Regions from separate parts of the Homo sapiens genome. Here region 1 is linked to region 2. The links are chromatin loops, found by intact Hi-C in ENCODE. Cell type or tissue: B cell. All regions are shown on one strand. Region 1 has its middle 16 kb from the start of GNAZ. Region 2 holds the start of LOC124905170 (U7 small nuclear RNA).

Region 1 (5,000 bases), 83 kb before region 2:
GCTCAACATCACTATGATCAGGGAAATGAAAATCAAAACCACAATGTGATACCACCTTACTCCTGCAAGAATGGCTGTAATAAAAAAAATCAAAAAATAATATATGTTGGTGTGGATGCAGTGAACAGGGAACACTTCTACACTGCTGGTGGGAATGTAAACTAGTACAGCCACTATGGAAAACAGTGTGGAGATTCCTTAAAGAACTAAAAGTAGAACTACCATTTGATCCAGCAATCCCACTACTGGGTATGTACCCAGAGAAAAATCAGCCATTATACAAAAAAGATATTTGCACATGCATGTTTATAGCAGCACAATTCGCAACTGCAAAAATGTGGAACCAACCCAAATGCCCATCAATGAGTGGATAAAGAAACTGTGGTTTATACATACAATGCAATACTACTCAGCCATAAAAAAGGAATGAATTAATGGCATTCGCAGCAACATGGATGAGAATGGAGACTGCTATTCTAAGTGAAGTAACTCAGGAATGGAAAACCAAAATTGTATGTTCTCACTCATAAGTGGAGCTAAACTATGAGGATGCAAAGGCATAAGAATGACACAATGGACTTTGGGGATTCTGCGGGAAAGGGTGGGAAGGGGATGAGGGAAAAAAGACTACAAATTGAGTGCAGTGTATACTGCTCAGGTGATGGGTGCACTAAAATCTCACAAATCATCGCTAAAGAACTTACTCATATAACCAAACACCACCTGTTCCCCAATAACCTATGGAAATAAAAAAATTAAAAATAAATTAAAAACAAATTAAATTTAACAGAGTTTAATTGAGCAAAGAACAATTCATGAATCAGGCAGCCTCCTGAGCCAGAATAGGCTCAGGGAGACTCCAGTACAACCACATGGTGGAAGAAGATTTATGGACAGAAAAAAGAAAGTGGCATACAGAAAACAAAAGTGAGGTAAAGAAATGGCCAGGTTGGGTACAGCCTAGCATTTGCCTTATTTGAACATGGTTTGAACAATTGGCCCCCTTTAACTGGACAAAACTCAGTGGTTGGCACAAGAGTAGGTTACAGTCTGTTTACACCTCCATTTAGGTTATAGTTCATTATGTAGAGAAACTTTTAAGACAACGTTAAAATATGTAAGGAGGCAACTTTAGGTTAAACTTCATTTAACTGCTGTGTGGGATGGCATTTGTGCCTTTGGGCTGTGGGGTTGAATGACCAGCTGCTTTTTCCAGACTGGCTCCCACACCTCTTCGGTCCCAGAGGCTGATAATGGTATAATTAATGGGCATTTGAGAATAGAGGCAAGGATGTGGTCCTCAGGACTTCTCAGTCCCAGCATAGGCTATCTGTGTTCCTGCCCCTCCCCTTGTAACAGAGGCTCCTCTGTCCCTGTCTGATGAGTTCCTTCATTTCTGCTTCCTCCTCAGCCTCTGCTGCAGGGGTGGGAACACAGGAGACACTGGCATGGAGGCTGCCCAGCAGGATGACACCCAGAAGACGTCACAATGCACACTGCTGGGAGCCTGATCTGAATGAACACAGGGTCGTCTCATCTTCCAGGAGGGAATGATTCCCAGGAGCTGACCATGGTACTAAGCCAGGTAAGCAGGCCTCAGGGGACAGGCCAGCGCTGCATGGACATCTGGGTGATGTTCAAGCCCCTCAGTTAGGTGTTTCCCCTAGTTTGGCCTAGAGAAGTGAATGGCAACCTCCCTGTGATTTCTAGGCTCTCCTCCTGGACAGCACCAAAAATGTGCCTTCAAGGGCCCCAGGACAGCCTTACTGTGGGCCAAGTGCAGTGAAACTGGGAGTTGCCTCGAGAAGACACTCCCCAAGAGATTGCCAAAGAGAATGGTGCCTATTTCCATGACTCAAAGGGCTTCCTCTGTCCTCCAAAGAGCGGTGTTTGGAGCGTAGAGGTGAAATGTTCAGAGGATCAGGGACCATCTGCCCTAGACCCATAGGGACAGAGAAGGGTGAGCAATTACTGCAGCACCCCAGGGAGGGTCAAGTTCTTGTAACACCACCTCCGCCGGCCAGTTACAGGGATCTGGGCATGCTAAGGTCAGTTCTTTCTTATTAAGAGTAAGCCCATGGGTCTTCACACTGGACTCGTGGAGGCTGAGATGTTGTGAGTCCCTACACAGGCTTCCCTCCTGTGCCATGGCCTGCCTGCCTCCTGACCTTTGCCTATTCCCTCTGTTCTAGATGTAGGCAAGGAGACCAAGAGCTGCACCTGGATGATCTGGGACATGTTCTGTGGACTGGAGTCAGGAGGGCCCCAAAGTGGCCCCAGCAAAGGCAACAGAGGAGGTAGAGCATGGTGACACGTTGCAAAGTGCAAAGGCGCTGGCCCTGGGAGAGGCAACTGAGAAAGTAGAGGTTGCTGAGAAGACGGAAGGTACAGAGTGGGGCAACATGTCAGACAATCCCTACTGGAGGAGAGTTGTGGGCATCAGTGGGATCATCCTGATCATGCTCAAGGTCCTTGGCGTCATCTACTTTGCCTGAAGCAGCTGGGCTGGGGCCGTCCAGGAGGAGGCAGAGCTGCTGCTTCTCCAGGATCATCATGAACAGGGACAAAGCGTTTCCTACTGGGAGACCCATGGGCCTGGGACCAAGGATTACATTAATAAAAATGTTCCCTTGGTGTCATGCATCAAGGGCTACCAGCAGCAGCACACACATGCCGTGTGGCAGGACAGAGCAAAGTCCATTCGCCATTACAGAAAGTATGCAAATGAGAACATCTGTTCCTTTACAAAATGAGTCATTTTCTCCAAATGGCTGCACTGCATAAACACTTTCACTTTAAATTTAATTTTGGCTTTTCATCTCTATATATATTTGGAATTTTTGCTTGTGTTTACTTCACTGTCACCAATTCTTTCATGTACCCAACTTCCATTGCTTGGTTCTCTCCTTATTTTCCAAGGTATGTCCCTGCTGGCCAAGATGCCGAGTTGTGGAAGCCCCACCCCACCCCTGCAAGGGAATCTCACCTGTAGGTGCTCTCCAGCACTGATGACCACACAGGCCATGGGGAAACAGGTGCCAGGGATGGAAGCTTTGGCCCCTGCCTGAACCTCAGTGGGACTGAGGCAGGCTCTGCTTTAATAGAACAGGCCTCCCCACCACTCAACTCTGTTTAGCTTCTGCTGTGCTGCATCCCTTGAGGGCAGATTAAGAAGAAACTCCCTCCAGGCCAGCTCTCCCCAGTCACACTCACAGCCTGCCTGGCATCGTGACATTCTTGGGAGTTGGCCCCCTAGGTTAGATCCACTTGAGCTATCAGATAGAGGACACTCCTCAGCCGTGTTTCCATAGGGGTTCCCTAAACCTCTCCTTCACTTTTCTTCTTCCCAGTCCAAAATAAATGATTTGTGTCTTTAGGAAAAGTTCCAGGTGCCTTGAAGTTATTTCATCATGAGAATCACGCTCTGAAGGTATATTCACATGACCAGCCCTCATCCTTTCTCTAATCCTTCAGCTGACACTTTTGAGTGTCTAATATGTGCCAGCCACCATGTCGAGCTCGAAGAAAATAACCGTGAACAAAGCACAGGGGAACTTCTCTCTGGAGTATATGGTGTATGGTGGAAAATAAGCAATCACAGCAATAGCCAGCATTTCATGTGTCCTGCTGTCTTCAGGCAAGCCCAGGGTAAGTGCATTATCATATTCAAGCCACAGAACCACCCTTGTGGAGGGACAAGAATTAGCCACGTTTCACAGGATGCAGTGTGTGCACTGCAAGAGAATCCAGCAGAAACCTCCATCTAGCCTCAGAGTCAGGGAAAGAGGGAATCAGTTGGATGGATAACAGAAGGGACATGTGTGAGAAGACATGCAGCAAGAGTACAAGGTATGTTTGAGGATGCTGAGATACGGCATGTGCATGGAGAACAGTGGGAGGGAGGGAGTCGGAAGCCTGACCAGCAGGCCTTGTATGCTTTGGGGGCCTACGTCCCTGGAAGTGTAGGCAAGGAAGTGATAGGATCAGATTTGCTTCCTGCTGCTGGGAAGATAAAAGTGAGACAGGAACACCCACCAGGACACTGCTAGAGCAAAGCAGGCAAGTTGGTGGCAGAGAGGTAAAGAGGTGGAGACCTTTGGAGGGAGGGGCCAGGGATGACTCTCTGGCTGGAGCAGGTGAATGAAGGGGGCACCTGCTTCATTCAATGAAGGTGAATGAAGAGTAAGTGCAGGTATGGGGAAAAGATGAACTCATTTCTGATATGTAGAATTTGAGCTGCATGAAGATGTTTATTGCCATGTTGATAATATTAAGTCTTCTAATCCATGAACATGGGATGTCTTTCCATATATTTAAGTCTTCAACATCTTTCAACACTATTTTGTTTTCAGTGTACAAATCTCACACTCCTTTTGCTAAATTTATTTCTGAGTATTTTATTCTTTTTGATGTTATTGTAAATGAAACTGTTTTCTCAATTTTGTTTTTGGATGGTTCATTGCTAGTATTTGGGAATACAATTAATTTTTGTATATTGATTTTGTATCCTGCAACCATGTTGAACTTATTCATTAGTTCTAATCATTTTTAAGTGTACTTCCTTGGGAGTTTTCTTATACAAAATCATGTAATCTGTGAATACAGAATTTACCTTTATTTATTTGCAATCTGTATGCTCTTTCTTTTTCTTGCCTAACTGCCTAACTAGAACCTCCAGTACAATGCTGTATAGAGAGGTCTTGTTTCTGATATCAGGGGAAAGCAATCAGGTTTTGCTATTAAATATAATGTCAGCTGAGTTTTTGCAGATGTTCTTTATTATGTTGAGGAAACTACCCTCTTTTCCTAGTTTTCTGAGAGTTTGTTTTTCATCATGAATGGGTGTTGAACTTTGTGGAATGCTTTTTCTGCATCTATTAAGATGATTATGTGACTTTTGTCCTTTATTCTACCTATATCTTATATTACATTAATTGATTTTCATATGCTAAACCAACCTTGCATTCCTGGGGTAAATCCCAGCTGGTCATGCTGTATAA
Region 2 (5,000 bases):
AGGCGCGGTGGCTCACGCCTGTAATCCCAGCACTTTGGAAGGCCAAGGTGGGCGGATCACTAGGTCAGGAGATCGAGACCATCCTGGCTAACACAGTGAAACCCCGCCTGTACTAAAAATACAAAAAAAAAAAAAAAAAAAAAAAAATTAGCTGGGTGTGGTGGCGGGCGCCTGTAGTCCCAGCTACTTTGGAGGCTGAGGCAGGAGAATGGTGTGAACCCGGGAGGTGGAGCTTGCAGTGAGCCAAGAACGCACAACTGCGCTCCAGCCTGGGTGACAGAGCGAGACTCTGTCTCAAATAAGTAAATAAATAAATAAATATAAATTAATAAATAAAAAGATTCTAGAAGGGTTTTGCATACAGGTTATTTCATTAATGTCTTTGAGTTCTTGCTCTACTTTAAAAAAACCAAAGCTGCAAATCAGACGATGTTATGAGTATGGTTTAAGCAAAAAAAATATGATAGGAAACACCAACCAGTGGTCTCATATCCGACAAAAAGCCTGGGTCCCACATGGGGATTGATGAATGCCTTATCATTTGTGTTTTGGGTTAAAATGAACCATTTAAAGGAAACCATTTCTTCAGTTCCTTGCTTTGTAATCATTTCTTTTGATTAACCAACTGACTGCTGGGCCTGAATGCATCTGAAAGAGGCCTTCTGAGGTCACGTCTCTGAGGGCTGGGTTCAGGAATGAATGAGAATGCATGTGCAAACCCCTCAGCCAAGTGCCCACAGGAAGTGCCCAACCAGCTGTGCCACTGCGGCATTTATTATAAATAAAAATAAATTTTATTTATTTTATTTATTTATTTATTTTCACTTATGGTGTGTTTTGAATCGTCTGGAAAAAGAAAGTCACCGTTGGACACACAAGTTGCAGGGGTCTTCCCTGACCACGGGGGCTTCCTTGGTCCGTGTCTAGTCACCCACTCCATGTCTCTCATGCTTTGATAGTCAGTTGTGTTTGCCTGTGTGCCTCCTCACCAGAGGCAAGCAAGAGGGCAGGGAACAGGCTGCCAGGAAGCTCTCTTGTCCGTGGGATGTCATGCAAATTAACTCCTCAAGGTGACAAGATGCCAAGCCCAGGGCTGCTATCCTCATTCCCCCTTCCTGTCACTACTTCTGTGGGTAGAAGAGGCAGAAGAGTTTCAACCTGGGCAGTTCAGGGCAGCTACTTAGAGCTTGATGGGCTCTGAAAGCTATTGACATTGGTTATAAGATCACCACTGACCTCAAGGGAAATTTAGAAGTTGGCCACATTTCTGAGAACGCTGAAGGAGTGCACGGGCCAGGCCATTATCAGGTCCCTGGTCAGGGATGGTCACTTCACCATGTCTTCCTGCCTTGCTAATGTGGGCACAGCCAGGACCCCTGGCTTAGGCACTCTAGGTGCTGCTAAACAAATCCTTACTACCATTCATTATAAGTAGGTTGATGCAAAAGTAATTGCGGTTTTTACCACTACTTTTAATTGCAAAACTGCAATTACTTTTGCACTAACCTGATAATTGCTCAGGCTTCAGGGACCTGTCCTCTCAGCATCTGTCCCCCCTAACTGGGGATTACTACCTAATGTCCACATCAGGTCCAGAAAAGTAGGGAGGAAAAACCAGCAAGAAAGGTGACTTGACTCCTGTGTGCCCCTAACCTTTTAAAGCACCTTGCCTGGGTCATCTAAGATCTGCAGAGTGAGGCTGGGATTAGGATTGTTGCCCAGATCACAGAGCAGGAAAGAGTGGGCCCCCCAAAAGGCTGGGGCTTGTGTCCCTACTTCACTGGTCTGTCTGCAGTGCCAGCCTGCCCTTCTTGGTACAAAGCATGTGAATTAGGGTGCTAGCCATGGCACCACCTCCACACACACATGCACGGTTCACACAGGGCCGGGGCTGCACACAGGATCAGCCACCAAGGCAGCGAGAGCTTGGGGACTAGCAGGGCTGAGTGACTTTGGGTTTTATGAGATGCCCTGCAGCCTCTGCCTCTCTGGGTTCAAGCAATTCTTGTGCCTCAGCCTCCTGAGTAGCTGGGACTACAGGCATGTGTCATCATGCTCAGCTAATTTTTGTATTTTTAGTAGAGACTGGTTTCACCATGTTGGCCTGTGTGCCTCCTCACCAGAGGCAAGCAAGAGGGCAGGGAACAGGCTGCCAGGAAGCTCTCTTGTCCGTGGGGTGTCATGCAAATTAACTCCTCAAGGTGACAAGATGCCAAGCCCAGGGCTGCTATCCTCATTCCCCCTTCCTGTCACTACTTCTGTGGGTAGAAGAGGCAGAAGAGTTTCAACCTGGGCAGTTCAGGGCAGCTACTTAGAGCTTGATGGGCTCTAAGTAAAGGTTAGGGGCACACAGGAGTCAAGTCACCTTTCCTGCTGTTTTTTTTCCCTTCAAATCCTGAACCGATTTGAAGCCTCTCTGAATGGCTGCCTGTTTACACCAAACAACCCCCAAGGCAGTCAGCACCTTGCCTTTCTTGTCTTTTCTTCCTTCTGGGCCTGTGCACACTGGGCAGTGGCCCCCTTTATCCGAAAGACCTGGGCCAGGGCTTGGGGGTGTTTGTGATGTGGGGTTCTGTTTTTTTGGGGGGTGGGGACGGGGGCTGGTGGGGAGAGGTTCCAGTGAAAACTGGAAAACCTGCTAGAAAAATTCTAAAAGAGCTGTAACACTGGGGTTTTGTTTCTAATACAAAGTAAAACTACTGATCGCCAGTCAAGAGGGTGAACCCAGCTGATGTGGGAAAGCACCTCCAACCACCCTCACCCTGTTGCCCCAACACCTAACTAAAATACTCTATAAAATTTTTTTTAAGTGTAAAAAGTGAAGCTGTGCTTACACAGGAAAAGGACACTTCCAGGTGCCAGAAACCAAGAACTCAGCCATCATGAACAGGAAGTGAGGCCACCAGACCAGATACTCACTTTGAGGATGTTATTTTAACACCCTCACAGGGACAGGAGCCAAAGCCACAGCCCCTGTGGGGATCTGGGTTGGGGAACTGGGCTCTCTGTAAAAAGCTAAGAAGTGGCAAAATTGTTGCAGAAGTAAGATCTGAACTTTCTTCCCACCTTGAAAGTGGGAAGCTCAGCTAGGTGCAGTGGCTCATGCCTGTAATCCCAGCATTTTAGGAGGCCGAGGCAGGCAGATCACTTGAGGCCAGGAATTTGAAACCAGGCTGGCCAACGTGGTGAAACCAGTCTCTACTAAAAATACAAAAATTAGCTGAGCGTGATGACACATGCCTGTAGTCCCAGCTACTCAGGAGGCTGAGGCACAAGAATTGCTTGAACCCAAAGAGGCAGGGGCTGCAGTGAGCTGAGATCGTGTCACCGTACTCCAGCCTGGGTGACAGAGTGAGAGACTGTCTCAAAAAAGAAAGAAAAGAAAGAGAGAGAGAGAGAGCGCTCAGAGCTTGGAACTAACATAAAATAAATAAAAATCAGTCTGGAACAGAGGGCCCCATAAGATCCACACAGAGGCAACCAAAACCACCCCACAAAGAGTCCTGCTCTGGCTAAATAGAAGCCCCTGCAAAAACTGATGCGGCAGACAACACTCCAGAGCACTCTAAGCAGCTCAAGTGCATCCACCCAGGGGAGAAGTGCGGCTCGCAAGCGTCACACTGGTTTCCAGAACAGCATCCCACCTGCCCACGCTATGGCTTGCCGTGATGTGGAGCACCTCGGTGGTCTTTATGCGCACCATACTGTTGCTATCCTTCAGCAAAGCTTTCAGGTTCTCCATACAGCCTAGAAAAAAAAAAAAAAACAAACAAACCAACCCTTGAATTTTTGCCAGTCTCAGAAACCAACCAACCCAGAAGTCAATAAGTGGGCCAGTTGGGGCAGGAATGTACCAGAGTTTCTGCTGCTTTGGGGCACTGGGGAATCATGTTGGTTATGCAGCATTTCAGAGTCACTGAAGAGGCTCATGTCTCATCCAACCCTCCTTGTGATTCTCCCTGCACACTTCCTACCAGTGACTTCTCACAAAGTCTGTCATGAGGTTAAGAAAATGGCCTTTGCCATTTCTTTGACCTCAGGAGAGATATGGGGTCAAATTATAACCCTGTGTCAAACTAGTCATATGACTTTGAGTGGGTTACACCTACGGATGCCAGATTTAGCAAATAAAAATCCAGCTTTGGCCAGGTATGGTGGCTTACGCCTGTAATCCCAGCACTTTGGGAGGCCAAGGCAAGCGGATCACCTGAGATCAGGAGTTCAAGACCAGCCTGGCCAACATGGTGAAACCCCATCTCTACAAAAATACAAAATATTAGCCAGGCATGATGGCAGGTGCCTGTAGTCCCAGCTACTCAGGAGGCTGAGGCAGGAGAATCACTTGAACCCAAGAGGCGGAGGTTTCAGTGAGCCAAGATCGTGCCATTGCACTTCAGCCTGGGCAAGAGAGCGAGATGCCATCTCAAAAAATAAATAAATAAATAAATAAATACAAATCTAGCTTTATTTATTTATTGGGCAACCCTAGACTTACAATCCTTCTCTGAACCATGCTTTTCTTATCTGTGGGTTGAGAATGGACTCTCCCCTGTAGGTGGCCTTTCTAAGGATTAAGATAATCCAGGCTGGGTGTGATGGCTCACACATATAATCCCAAAACTTTGGAGGCTGACCTGGGAGAATCAATTGAGGCCAAGAGTTCAAGAACAGCCTGGGCAACACAGCAAGATCTTGTTTATAAAAAAATAATAATAAGAAATTAGTCAGCCATGGTGGTACTTGTAGTCCTAGTTACTCAGGAAGCTGAAGCAGGAGGATCTCTTGACCCCAAGATTTCAAGGTTACAGTGAGCTATGATTCTGCCACTGCACTCTAGTCTGGGAGATGGCAAGACCCTCCCTCAATAAATAAACATTTTTTAAAAAGAACCCGGGCACCGCACCTATAGTGGAACTGGCCTGGAGTCAGGCTCAAACAATAGCAACCCTTATTACTGAAGTTCTACCCAGTGCCTGAAGCCATGCTAGGACCCCAGTCAT

The links. Peaks named below come from ENCODE experiments on the same cell type or tissue, not always from the same donor. Only the 100,000 strongest peaks of a DNase experiment are listed, where the experiment ranks them.
Region 1: it touches region 2 in a loop (1.9-fold over the local background); 4 of 110 quality-filtered maps call a loop at or near these places.

What each region holds. Positions count from the first base shown.
Region 1 is chr22:23,051,998-23,056,997 of GRCh38, forward strand. No RefSeq gene overlaps it. Among named protein-coding and RNA genes, the nearest start is that of GNAZ, 16 kb to the right of the region's middle. RefSeq lists enhancers at 2,443-2,582, 2,593-2,642. In B cell, no CTCF peak of the experiment used is centred here; a DNase peak (open chromatin) is centred at 2,710.
Region 2 is chr22:23,135,196-23,140,195 of GRCh38, forward strand. It overlaps RSPH14 (radial spoke head 14 homolog), which reads right to left. Exons shown (of 7, transcript NM_014433.3): 3 at 3,645-3,747. It overlaps LOC124905170 (U7 small nuclear RNA), which reads right to left and starts at 2,669; the gene lies at 2,610-2,669. RefSeq lists enhancers at 2,955-3,094, 3,645-3,734. In B cell, no CTCF peak of the experiment used is centred here; DNase peaks (open chromatin) are centred at 1,892 and 2,886; H3K4me3 peaks cover 355 bases; H3K27ac peaks cover 2,304 bases.